Regions from separate parts of the Homo sapiens genome. Here region 2 is linked to region 1. A link is a contact called in ENCODE Hi-C data. All regions are on one chromosome and are shown on one strand. Each heading gives the region's core, a stretch centred on a gene start or an enhancer-like site at or near the end of the contact. The rest is flanking DNA. Distances are from core to core; before and after follow the strand shown. Region 1 holds the start of NTPCR (nucleoside-triphosphatase, cancer-related). Region 2 has its middle 16 kb from the start of KCNK1.

Region 1 (6,628 bases), core at 2,643-5,142:
CGATTCTCCTGCCTCAGCCTCCCGAGTAGCTGGGATTACAGGTGCCGGGCCACCACACCCAGCTAATTTTTCTATTTTTAGCAGAGACGGTGTTTCACCATGTTGGCTAGGCCAGTCATGAACTCCTGACCTCAAGTGATCTGCCCACCTTGGCCTCCGAAAGTGTTGGGATTACAGGTGTAAGCCACCGCACCCAGCCTAGATTTTTACCTTTGGAGGAGTTCATAACTGGGTGGCAGGAGAAGAGGCAGATGCCAGCAATCAGGGGGTGCTGTAAGGGAAGGCCAAGGGAGCAGAGGCTGGGCCTGGAGAATCACAAAAGCCTTGGGGAGCAGTAACAGTTGAGCCCATCCTGGAGGATGAGCAAGGAGTGACTGGGGAGAATGCGGGGGAGGCCTCTCACACCCCCTCTCACTTCCCCTTGTCCCTCTGCTTCAGTCATGGTGGCTGGTGGCTGTCCTCGATCCCCACTGGCTAGGGGTAGATGTGTTGCCCGGGTCACATGCTTCCTCAGAGTCAATCACTGAGGCTGGGAAGATAGAATGATCTCGTTGACCAGGCTTGGGTCATGTATTCCCCTTGGATAATGAGAAAGGGAGGGAGGTTCACTCCTATCAATCACAGAGCCTGGGAGAAAGGGGGTTCCTAAAAGGAGAATTTAGCTGCTATTTCCATACAGTGAAATGAACAGTGGGCTGGCCAAACAACACAATGGTCTCTCTTCCCACTTGGTTATTTTCACATCCATACTTTTTCTTTGTTCTGTTTTCAGTTTTCCTGTACTTAGGAAACTGTACCCTAAATATGCCAGAACTCTTGTTCTGTGTCCAGCCAGGAAGATGCCACAGGATGCCAGTAGCAGCTGGGCGTGGGGGACATCCAGGCATGCGGTGTAGGAAGGGGTGGGGTGAGGGTGTAGAGTCATCTCTGCTTCTGTCCTACTGGGTTACTGGCAGGATAGAACATTGTTCTGCACAGAGATTAGAACTCAGGGTATGAATGGCTCAGAGTTTAGGTACAGACTGCATTAAACAGTCATTCTATAACCACCGCTGACAAGACAACCAGCTTACAATAAAGTATTATTAGCCTTTGACTTGTTTGTAAGAAGGAATTATCTTGTTTAACCACATGAAACCTTCTGCTTTACTTCCCAAATGTTCCTTTAACAGTTTGATGACCATTCATCCTGGTTTGCTCGGGATTGAGGGGCTTTCTAAGACACAGAATTTGCAGTTTAAAAATTAGGACAGTTCTGGGAAAAGGGTAGATATGAAAACAAAATAAACAGTGTTTTTTGGACTTTAGGGTATTTTATAATTGTAGAGACTGTAGAGTTGTACCTACAAACTGTTTTAATAAAGAACTGTACTGCATCCTGTCATAAGTGAGGCTGCACCCAGGTGTTGCAGAAGAAATCTTTGGAATCACCTGTTCCTTAGGTAATTAATTCTACCTTGTGTGTTAGCTCAGGCTACTATAATAGAGTACCACAGATGAGTGGCTTAAACAAAAAAACATTTATTTCTTACAACTCTGGAGGCTGAAGTTTAAGATCAGGGTGCCAACACGACTGGGTTCTTGGGGAAGGCCCTCATCTTGGTTGACAGAGAGCAGTCTTCTCCTCGTATCTTCACATGGCAGAGAGCAGAGAGATAGAAAGCAAGTTTTCTCCCGCCTTTTTCTAAGGGTACTAATCACATTCATGAGGACTCCACTCTAGTGACCTGATTACCTAATTGCTTCTTTAAGGCCCCACACTTTAATACCTTCACCTTGTGGGTTAGGATTTCAACAATATGAATTTTGGGGGGACACAAACATCCGTCCATTGGATGTTGATTAGATAGGAAGCAAAAGTTGGATTCAGTATGGTACAGTACTTTAAGATCCCATTTATTTTAAAATTTGTTTCAATTTATGCCATCTTCTTTTGTTGTTAATCTCTAAGAGATATAAGCTATTTAATTTTTTGTTATTGTTACCTAATAACACATACAGGAAACTGTAGAAATTAAGCATCAAATCAATGAATTTTCTAACAAGAAGATATCCGTGGAACTACCATCCAAATAATTCATTTTCCATGGATAAAGTACATTCAACTATGGAGTCTTTTTTTCTGTTTTGTGAGACGTTGATTCACCATATCTGAATTCCATGTATCTTTGAGCTACTTAAACTGATGCCAGAATTCCAGGCACAGCAACAAAACAAAAGAACCCAACTTCCGGTGAGCCTTGCAAATCCAAACTGCTTTTCAGTGATGGAAAATGCTATCTGATTAACATTTAAAACGAGTACTTTTGATACAAGAGATACATATACTTTTTTCCTTTTTTTTGGAAGCTCCTCCTATGAATTTACTTTACTATATCAACTTTTCACTGTATTCAACATATATGGACTGCAAAATAAATCAAGGTGGAAGGCCCTACATTAACAGTTGGGATAATAAATAGTATACTGTTATAATAATAGAGCATTACAAATGTTGCAGAAATGATGGTGATGACAGCTATATTTTACAAATCCAACTTTGTTTTTTTAGATAATCATTGGACTGGCATATGTCTCAGGCTAAAGGGAAACCAAGAGGTCCATGTGTGGGCAGAAACCAATTAAGTTGAGCACTCACTGAACTGCTTTCTCAGCCAGGATGGGGAACGACTGACTACAAATTAAGCTGTACACATGTTAGACTGAAAGAGTTTACAGGTAAATGTGGCCCAAGGCCACTGCCACGTCATTCGTTGGCCGGAACACTTGCAGTGGTAAAGTGAGACGGAGAAGCTATTTAATTCTTTGCAAGAGGAGATCTTTATACACTTTGGTGTGAAAGTAAAGAGGGAAAACTGGGCGTCCTATGCATGGCTGAGGACGGGAAGCCTGCCTACACCAGTGGTTCTCAACCCTAGCGCACTTCAGGAACTTCCTGGAGTTTAGAAAGAAGAAAAAAGAATACAGGTGCTCAAGACTCGCTCAAGACCAATTACTCATGTTAAACAAGATTTATGGGAGGCCATTGTTTTGGACTAACCTCCTGCACTAGGTCCTAGCAGACTAGACCAAACCAGAATGGAGTCACTTGTGCCAAGTGCCATGTAACCAAACTGAACTTTGAAACAGGCCCGTTTTCCCAAAAAACAGGAGATTGTAGTTAACCTGAGTCAGTACAATAACGAAGTCCAATCTGTTTTAACCCTATAAGGAAAGTAACTTTGAAATACCCACTCTTTGTTTTGTTCTTCAGCCTTTTTTTGCCCATAAAGCCAACCTCCTCTGCACAACTCATTGGAACACTCTATTTGCTTTATGAAATGATCTATTTCTCGATTCTAGATCCTAAATATAAGCCAATTAGATCTTTAAACTAAACTTGTAATTTTGTCTTCTGACACTCCCTATTACTGCAGGTGAAACCCAGGCATCAGAGCAAGTTTAAAACTCCCCAGCTGATTCTATTCTGCAGGAATGTTTGAGAACAAAGTTGGAGTCATTAACATGGCATCCCCCTTTGAGGAATGCTTCCAGGTCACAAACCTTCTACAAAAGGGCTGTCCCGGCAGCCTTGGGCAATTTCAGCTCCTAGGTCCGGAGTCAAGGGGCAGAACTTGGGTGATGGCGCTGACTTGAAGCAGCAATAGTTTAATAACTGACGTTCTCACGCACTTATCTCTGCAAATACCCCACAAAAGCCCTGAACCCAGAATGAAACTTAAGAGACCGTACAACCCGCTCCGCCTATAGGAACTGCCGCGGCACAGGCGCCAATGCCGAGGGCTGAATGCGCAGGCGCGGACCGGGGACTCGGGAGAAGGCGCATGCGTGGTCTTGAGGGCGGTGCTTCCGGTCAAAGCACCGCTTGGGGGCGGGGCCTGCGACACGCGGTGGGCGGGTCCTGAGTCGCGACCCTGGTCCGGACCTGACCTGAATTGCGACCCCAACCTGGACTGCTCCCCTGACCGCAACCCCTACCCCCGCCCACCAGTATGGCCCGGCACGTGTTCCTAACGGGGCCCCCAGGTAACCCTGAGGGGATCCCCACCTCCAAGAGGTCGAGGGGGTGGGGGCGCGCGGGCTGCGGGCGACCTTGTGCTGTCGGGGAGGGTCTCCGGCTCCAGGGCTCCGGCCTCTGAAGTTCCCAATTTAAATGGCGGGCTTGGTAGTCTGAAGAGTTTGTACTCCTTCCCGGAAAACGTGATTTAAAAGACACAGGGCCTAAAGGATTAGAACACACTTGTGAGGGGGTCCTAGACTGGCTTCTTGATGAAGGGCAGAAACCGCAGGGGCCAGCGGCAGCGGTAACTCCTACTGTAGTGTTGACGTTGTGGTCTGCACAAATGGTATTTCAAGAGATCTGCGGCAACCGCGATGTGAAGTGGAGATGTCTAATTTCTGTTGATAGTCACAGGTATTTCCTTACTGTGGGTCTTTGCTACATTGATCGTGCAAAAAAAAAATGGTAAATTTTAGTTGGAGGACAGCGAAACTGAAGTTGTAACCTTTCTTTCCCATCTAAGTTCATCCCCCCACCCCCATCCCCATCTCCATCCCCACGAATTCCCTCCACAGCTGAGGCCAGAGGTGGAGAAGCTTTGGTACCTACAGGAGCCCTTCTCAGACACTCTTGCTTGTTCCTGTCGCTGTCCCCTCCTGATGTCTGTCAGATCCCTCAACCCTGTGGCCTGTGGAGTTCTCATCTGAGAAGCAGGATAGCGTTGAGGTCAGATGAGAGGTGTAGGAGGAGGTGCTTTTAAACCAAGGCGCTACCCATGTATCAAGCATTACTAAAAAGGACAGGTAGGCTGCATCAGATAGGCTAAAAAAAGATAGATGGGCTAAGAGTGGAGAAAGTGATTTCTTCAGCTCCTTTGCAAGGCAAATCTAATTTTGAAGTTTAGTGTGGGTTCAGATATCAAAGGCTGTAACCCTGGATCTAGAATTCTCTTTCACTTTATTTTAATGATTATGTTTAGTTGTAAGTAGCAAAGGCTACAGCTAATATTGCAGACTTTGGGATTTTGTCAGGCATTGGATGGGGGAGTTGGGGAGCAGGGGGTGAGGAGGAGGAGGGTGGTTTGAGAAATGCCTGCTATCTAAAGTCACTCCTAAGTATTGCAAAGAACTGTTTTCTGAAAGTTGGTTTGTCAATCCTTTATTTGAAACTTGGAATGCAGTTTGATACTCAGCAGGCTGACCCCAAGACAACTGTGTGTTTTATTAATGGAGGTGTCCTGTTACCGTGATTGTATTGATGGTGGTTCTTGTTTCTGCTTTATCAAAGTCTTACCTACACGTAGTTGAAAGACTCAAATAATTCTACAGTGTAGCTCTCTTAAACCTGTCCTCAAACCCACGCACCTTTGTCTTTTCTCCTTCTCTTCTTAATGTAGTTACAGCGTAATTTTCATTAGTCAATGTTTACAGTATTATGGCCATGTAAAGACAATCACAACAGAGCCACATAGTAATCTATGATTTCTTTTCCATTTATTTATTTATTTTAGAGACAGGATCTTGCTTTGTCACCCAGGCTGGAGTGCAGTGAAACAGTTATAGCTCACTGCATTCTCAAACTCCTGGGCTTAAGTGATCCTCCCACTTCAACCTCCTGAATAGCTGGATCTACAAGCGCATGCCACCACACCCGGGTATTTTTTTTTTTTTGTAGAGACCTGTCTCTTGTTATGTTGCCCAGGCTGATCTCCAACTCCTAGCCTCAAGTGATCCTCCCATCTGGGCCTCCCAAAATACTGGGATTATAAGTGTGAGCCACCTTACCCATCTTTTTTTTCCCTCTTCTTATTGAGACAGGGCCTCTCTCTGTTGCCCAGGTTGGAGTGCAGTGGCACAATCTTGGCTCACTGCAACCTCCACCTTCCAGGCTCAAACCATCTTCCCACCTCAGCCTCCCTAGTAGCTAGTACTACAGGCATGCACCACCATGCCCTCTAATTTTTTTTTTTTCCTTTTACACATAACTTTTTTCCCCATTAGGAGTTATTGTCAGGTGTTTTTATTTGCCTAGTTTCTTTCTGTTTTCTCAATATGTTCAGACCATCAGGTAAAGTCTCCTCTCAAAGAGGTCACTTTTTGTTGCATATCCTCTTAGTGCCCCTGGCACTTAGCATTTTTTCCGATTTCCAACTGTCTGTACCCATGACTCATCTTGGAGGGCTTTCTCTGGTCCCTGGAGCCCACTTGGCCTGCAAACAGAGCAGGCCAGAAGAGCCAGGGAATTCCTGTGCCCTGGGATTAGCCTTCAACCTGTGATTGGTGAAAGTTAGTTGATAAATTCCCTACTTTCTCACTCCTCAGACAGGATAACTGAGCCACTTGCCCTGACTTGTCCCTTAGGATTCCCCAGGGGGTTGAAGCTCCAGCTGCCCCCAGTGGAACTTGCTTGACAGTGCACCTCATGCTGGTGTCCTTCCCTTCCCTTTCTGAATTTCTTCCCTGCCAGTCCATCATGTTGTCACTGCCCAGGTTAAACTACCTGCACTTGAATCTTTATCTGAGGATCTGCTTAGGGGAGAACCAGAACCAAAATAATTCCAGAGCTTTCTGATCTGTTTGTGCCTGGTATACAGCTATCATCTCGAGGTCTCCTGAAGCAGAGGTCATT
Region 2 (6,628 bases), core at 4,129-6,628, 650 kb after region 1:
ATACATATGCATATATATTATGTATATATACATAAATACATATGCATATACATTATGTATATATACATAAATACATATGCATATACATTATGTATATATACATAAATACATATGCATATACATTATGTATATATACATAAATACATATGCATATACATTATGTATATATACATAAATACATATGCATATACATTATGTATATATACATAAATACATATGCATATACATTATGTATATATACATAAATACATATGCATATATTATATACATAAATTATATTATATACATAATACATATACATATATTATGTGTATATATACATAAATACATATACATATATTATGTGTATATATACATGATACATATACATATATTATGTATATATATACATAAATACATACATATATTATGTGTATATATACATAAATACCTATACATATATATTATGTGTGTGTATATATATACACACACATATAGAGGGAGAAAGAGAGAGATTTTAAGGGATTGGCTTTCAAGATTGTAGAGGTTGGCAAGTACAAAAATCTGCAGGGTAGACCAGCAGGCTGGAGACCCAAGGAAGGGTTGATGCAGCTCAAGTCCAATGGTAGAATTATTTCTTCTTCAGCGGACCTCAATCTTTTATTCTAAAGGCCTTTAACTGATCTTTAACTGATTGAATGAGGTCTACCACATTATGGAGGGTATCTGCTTTACTCAAAGTCTACTGCTTTAAATCTTAACCTCATCTCAAAATACCTTCACAACAACATCTAGACTAGTGTTTGACCAAATATCTGGGTAAGATACTGTGGCCTAGCCAAGTGGATCCATACAATTAAAGATCACAGCAAGTAATGAAGAGACTCTCCTCTTTTCCTTTGAAAGCATTATGATTTTAGCTTTTATATTTAGGCATATCATCTACCTCAAATCTATTTTTGTATATGGTGAGAGATAGAGGTTGAGTTTCTTTTTTTTTTTTGAAATAGAGTCTTGCTCTGTCGCCCAGGCTGGAGTGCAGTGGCGTGATCTCACCAGTCTCCTGCCTCAGCCTCCCGAGTAGCTGGGACGACAGGTGCCTGCCACCATGCCCAGCTAATTTTTTTGTATTTTTAGTAGAGCGGGGTTTCACCGTGTTAGCCAGGAGGGTATTGATCTGCTGACCTCGTGATCCACCCACCTCAGCCTCCCAAAGTATTGGGATTACAGGCGTGAGCCACCGCACCCGGACTGAGCTTCATTTTTAAAAATATGGATATTGGCCGGGCGCTGCGGCTCACACCTGTAATCCCAGCACTTTGGGAGGCCGTGGTGGGGGGATCACGAGGTCAGGAGTTTGAGACCAGCCTGGCCAACATGTTGAAACCTCGCCTCTACTAAAAATACAAAAAATTAGTCAGGCATGGTGGCACGCACCTGTAATCCCAGCTACTCAGGAGGCTGAGTCAGGAGAGTCGCTTGAACCTGGGAGGGGAGGCGGAGGTTGCAGTGAGCTGAGATCATGCCTCTGCACTCCAGCCTGGGTGATAGAGCAAGACTCTGCCTCAAAAAAAAAAAAAAAAGGATATCTAGATATTTCAGTACCATTTGTTTAGTAGTACTTTATTTTTCCATTGGATTGCTTTGGCTCCTTTGTCAAAAAGCTAATAACTGTATACACTTATATACAATCTTTAATGTAGCTGAAATATATTTGTGCTCCTTAATCAGTTCTGTATTCATGTGTCTTCTGTTTTATTTTGCATTTTCAAAATTTATTTATTTCAAAGACAAGGTCTTGCTTTGTTTCCCAGGCTGGTCTTGAACTCCTGGCCTCAAGTGAACCTCCCTCCTAAGCCTCCCAAAGTGCTGGGGTGACAGGTGCAACCCACATGCCTGGCTTCTCTTGTGTTTTAGAAGCTTTCTATAATGAACTTTTGTGGGGAGGGTGGAATGCAGGCTAAAACTTGGAAACTGAGCAGATATTAGTAAGCTTCTTATTTATGACTGTATCTTTAATGAAAATTTGTATAGGATTCAAAGAAATATTTAATCAATTTGAAATGGACAGCAAGAGGACAACAATAAAAAACAGACTGAATTTAGTAAATTGCCTGGCTGAATTTCAACTCAGTTTGGTAGTGACCTAGCTGTCATTTCTTTCTTTTTCACTGTTTATATTTCTATCAGATTTCCACAACAGGACGTTTACACATAATAACCATGGGTTGTCTAAATCCAGTTCCTATATAACATTTATTTAAAAATTTCTGTGGACTTGACAAATTCAGACAGGAGTTTATAGATAATAGTGATATGACTATTATTGCAGAATGAATTAAAATCATGTTTAGGACAAATGCACTTTAATGCAATAGATTGTGGTTGGTTGGCATTAAATATTTAGTAGAAGAATTCTGCTTAATATTAGTGTAATTAAAGGACACTGATGTAGGTAGGTATGCATATATATACATATCTAAGTTATATAAAGGACTTTATTAACGCTTAATACAGGATATTTGTACATACATAAATATGCTATTATCTTATATGAAAAACTACAAATCCTATTGGTTGTATTTCTGTTTATTGTTAATGTTTCTAAAACATTTGGAGAAAATGATATTACTCTTATAATGCATTCTTTGTAAGCTTCTCATGACAGAGATGTTGTAATCTCTGTCAGTTGGTTGATTATAAAGCACAACCCATGTAAATATCTGTACTAGATGAGTTTGTTGATCATGGGCTGATGAGATTTTGACTTCAGGTCTCCTGTCTTCCTTTCCTCATATCATCATTTAAATTCTTTAAAAGAAAATCGTCAATCGATTGTCAAAAGTGGAATGCCAAAATCTGCTGGAAATCTTGAATGTACACTATTCTGGGGTGAAGAATGGAGATATATATATATACAGATAGAAAGATATAAAACCACTGTTAGGAACACTATAACACGCATTGAGGTGATGCATATTGGCCAAATAATCATGCTTTCATGTGAATTATCTCTGTTAACTTTATAGAAAAATACAGATGTGAGGACGATTGTTATTGTCACTTCAGCTGTGAAAAAAATGACAAATCATACTGACAATTTAGACTAATGTTCAAGGTAGGTGGTTAGTAAAATGGGAAGGTGATTCCCTGCTTCTGATGAAGAAGCCCAATTATCTGGGCAAAGATACTTGCAACTGTAATCTTGCAAGTGAAAATTTTACACGTATAAACTCAGCATCAAAGTTTCCATGGTGATATTTCATCAGTCTCCTGATGCATAACACATGTTTAATCATTTTTTTTTGTTATGTGAATCAGCTAACCACAGTATATATTTATAGCATTTCAGATTATGTAAAGAAATCCCTCAAGCTGGGTATGATATGATGCTGGGGTGGTGGTGGTGGGAGGAGAAGAGTATTTTATTCTTGTTCCCCTTAACTCTATAAAAAGTAACTAAAGGAGAGGACAGAGTTTGCATTGTTTATTTAACACTTAAATGACTATGGCTGATGAATAAATATAAAGCAATAATGTGTTAGTTGATTATAGCTGGATTTAAGAATTTCTTGGGCAGGTTTTTAGGTCTCTTAATTGTTTTCTCCCTTCTCTCTGGATGACAGGTTTCCTCTAGGAAATGAGCTGTGGAGTGTGATCTAGATGTGGAGAGGAATGTCAGCCAAAGGATCAAGAGTCCAGGTGCAGGCTGGGCACGTTGGCTCACACCTGTAATCCCAGCACTTTGGAAGGCCGAGGCAGGCATATCACCTGAGGTCAGGAGTTCGAGACCAGCCTGGCCAACATGGTGAAACCCCCGTCTCTACTAAAAATACAAAAGTTAGCCGGGCATGGTGATGCACCTGTAATACTAGCTCCTGAGGAGGCTTAGGCAGGAGAATTGCTTGAACCTAGGAGGCTGAGGTTGCAGTGAGCCTAGATCATGCCATTGCACTCCAGCCTGGGAGACAAGAGAGAAACTCCATCTCAAAAAAAAAAAAGAGTCCAGGTGCAGATCTTTGATGTGTGTTTGTATGAGCCTTACAGATTACCTATCTTGAAAAAAGAATAAAAAATTGAGAAGGAGAACTGAAGATATTTTTCAGGTAGCATAGAGGAGTGAGTATCAAAGAATGAGCTTTAACTGTCTTATATTTTAGATAAACATTACTTTGAACCATGTAATTGCAGGTAGACCATCATCCTACCTACAAAAACAACAATATCATGAGTCAGGTGAATACTGTAAAATACAAAATACTTACTAAAAAGCCCAATAAAGATTTGGGGTCATTACAAGTTGATCACAATGTATATGCTGCATCCCTAATTGACATCTGTTTTGCTTTAAGGGATGAACACTTTGGGTATTTTTACTTCTTATAATTCTGGCCAAGTATGTTTAGATAAGATTGAAAACAACCATGAAAACCTTCCTTCTTCCCAGATCTCCAAACATGTTAAGTGCCAAGTTCATTCTAAGAGTTGCTCATTCAGGAAGTTTCTGACTTTTTAAAATCTGGATTGAAAAGGCAGTTACTCTCTCAGAATGATAAAAATCTTAGAAGCACTGGCTGAGGCCCATCAACTCCTATTTTTCAGAGACAACTGTCACCTTAAACAGATTTTAAACGTACTCATTGTTTCCAGCGCAGCCACCACACTTTATCATTCTCGTGATTGATTATCTGTCGCTGTCATCTGCATTCATGTGGTTTTCAGAAAAGAACAAATATATTTCTCAGTGATTTAAAAGTCCTTGAGAGATGACAAAGTAATAGTAACAGGAAGCTATTATTACTAAACTCTTAGGTTTCATTTTTAAATATATCACACAACGGCATCATAATCGTTTTGCATGTTTCAGAGTAACTCTGTCAGTATGTGCTGTGACTTTGCAGTTCAAAGGACAGGCCCTTCGTGACAACCAAAGAGCATTGAACTAAAGATGCCCTTGAAAAACGATTTCCCAAAGTCTGAGTTTACTCATCTGTGGAAATTGAATAATGCTGCCTGGCCTGCTTAGTTATTGTAATGAAATTACAATAATGAATTTGTCTAATGAATTATTTCATGGAAATGATCTACAAACTTTAAAGCATGAAATAAAAGTGAAGTCATTTAAGAAAAAAGGCAAAGAGAAAAGTGAAAGTATTTAAAAGAAAAATAAGTGCTCTGAAATTAAGTGACTGGGACATCTAGAATGAAAATTTCTAGTGTGCAGCCTGCATTAAGGGAATAGTAACAAAGACCAGCCAAGGTTGGTGTTTGGTTTACGGTGACATTATTCCTGAAGTTGAAAATGACCCTGTTCTTGCATCCAGTGGGGCCTGGGGGAAGACTAGGTGAGGGGGTAGAGGACACCGGATGGGTTAGCAGAAGACACTGCCTGCTAGCCAGGTGGACCGTGGCCAGGGCCACTCAACCTTGAGCCTCAGCTGCACTTCATTCAAGCTACCACAGTTGACTTTGAAACCTCGAGACCAGTTCATTCTGTGCGGCAGCATTTCTCTGTCTTGCTCACCTTGCAAAATGTAAACTCTCCATGTATCCTTCCTCTCCTCTGCTCCCACCTGCAGTTTCTTCTGGGCTTCCTGTAACTAGAGTTCCCATGGCTCCTCTCCTATGAAAAGTTTTCCATGTACCCTCTGGGACCCTTTAGTCAAATCCATTTCACCTACTTCTGCACCTACGCCTACACAGAATACCTTCTACCTCTTTGCCTTCCTGAAGCTCGGTTGTCCTGGAATAGTCCTGGCATCCCTTGGAGGAGGATGCTAATTTGACTACCCCTCAGGGCTGCAGATGGGATTCGCATCCTTCTAAAGTCCCTGAATCAATTTTCAAACAATTGCCCTTCCTTTCTTCAGTAAAAGGACCCTCAATTGGCCAGGCACTTCTGACCGCAGTATTTCTTCTTTCAGCCACTGTCTCTATCATCCACTAACCTCCCACTCATTCTTGAGACCCTGAAGATTTCTGCTCTTGCCATGTTGGCTTCCTCTCTCCCGGTCCAGGCTTCGTCATGCATCTTCAACGTGGATAAACAGAACACTAGACTTGCAGCCCCTCTAGTGACTTTCTTCCCTCCACTTTGGCAATAGCTAACTGCTAGAGATGGCCATAACCCAGGACTCACCCCTCTCTTCTGAACTAAGTCTTCTCCCCTACGACTACAGCTTCCTCTCTTTTCATCTTTCATTCCCATCTGCCAACTATAACCAGTCTCCCACCACATGGAATCCAGCAGCTGTGTAATTCTTCCATTTCCTTCTGATTTATTAGCTCTTCACTGCCTTTATTTCCTTCTCTATGCAGTGTAGACACTGTGGTCCATTATTTTAACTAATCTCCTTTTAAAGAGGCCTTTCAATTCACTAGTTCCTTTACTCTTCCCCTCACCTAGCAAATCTCTATCTTCATGTCACTCAAAGAACTGACATCTGCTGCAGAAAATGGCAAAACTGGGCTGAGCACGGTGGCTCACGCCTGTAATCCCAGCACTTTGGGAGGCTGAGGCAGGCAGATCACGAGGTCATGAGTTTGAGACCAGCCTGGCCAATATGGTGAAACCTCGTATCTACTAAAAAAAAATACAAAAATTAGCCAGGCGTGGTGGTGGGTGCCTGTAGTCCCAGCTACTTGGGAA

What was found. Hi-C counts contacts between places; a loop is a spot of excess contacts on that map. Pooled maps may share reads with other maps.
Region 2: a loop to region 1 is called in a map with no recorded cell type, with 13 times the contacts of the local background. The contact joins the enhancer-like site here to the promoter of NTPCR in region 1. A Hi-C loop is called at or near these places in 2 of 37 single-sample maps with no recorded cell type and 2 of 50 pooled maps.

Annotation. Positions count from the first base shown.
Region 1 is chr1:232,946,719-232,953,346 of GRCh38, forward strand. NTPCR (nucleoside-triphosphatase, cancer-related) reads left to right here and starts at 3,893. Exons shown (of 5, transcript NM_032324.3): 1 at 3,893-4,026. The coding sequence starts at 3,993. LOC107985361 (a long non-coding RNA gene) reads right to left here and starts at 4,831. Exons shown (of 2, transcript XR_001738525.2): 1 at 4,610-4,831; 2 at 1,502-4,438. RefSeq lists enhancers at 3,615-3,714, 3,627-4,168, 4,169-4,708, 5,837-6,336, 6,272-6,481.
Region 2 is chr1:233,594,467-233,601,094 of GRCh38, forward strand. No RefSeq gene overlaps it. Among named protein-coding and RNA genes, the nearest start is that of KCNK1, 16 kb to the right of the region's middle. Within about 2 kb of position 5,379, at least 2 of the 41 ENCODE cell types and tissues checked have a DNase peak (open chromatin) inside an H3K27ac peak, as active enhancers do.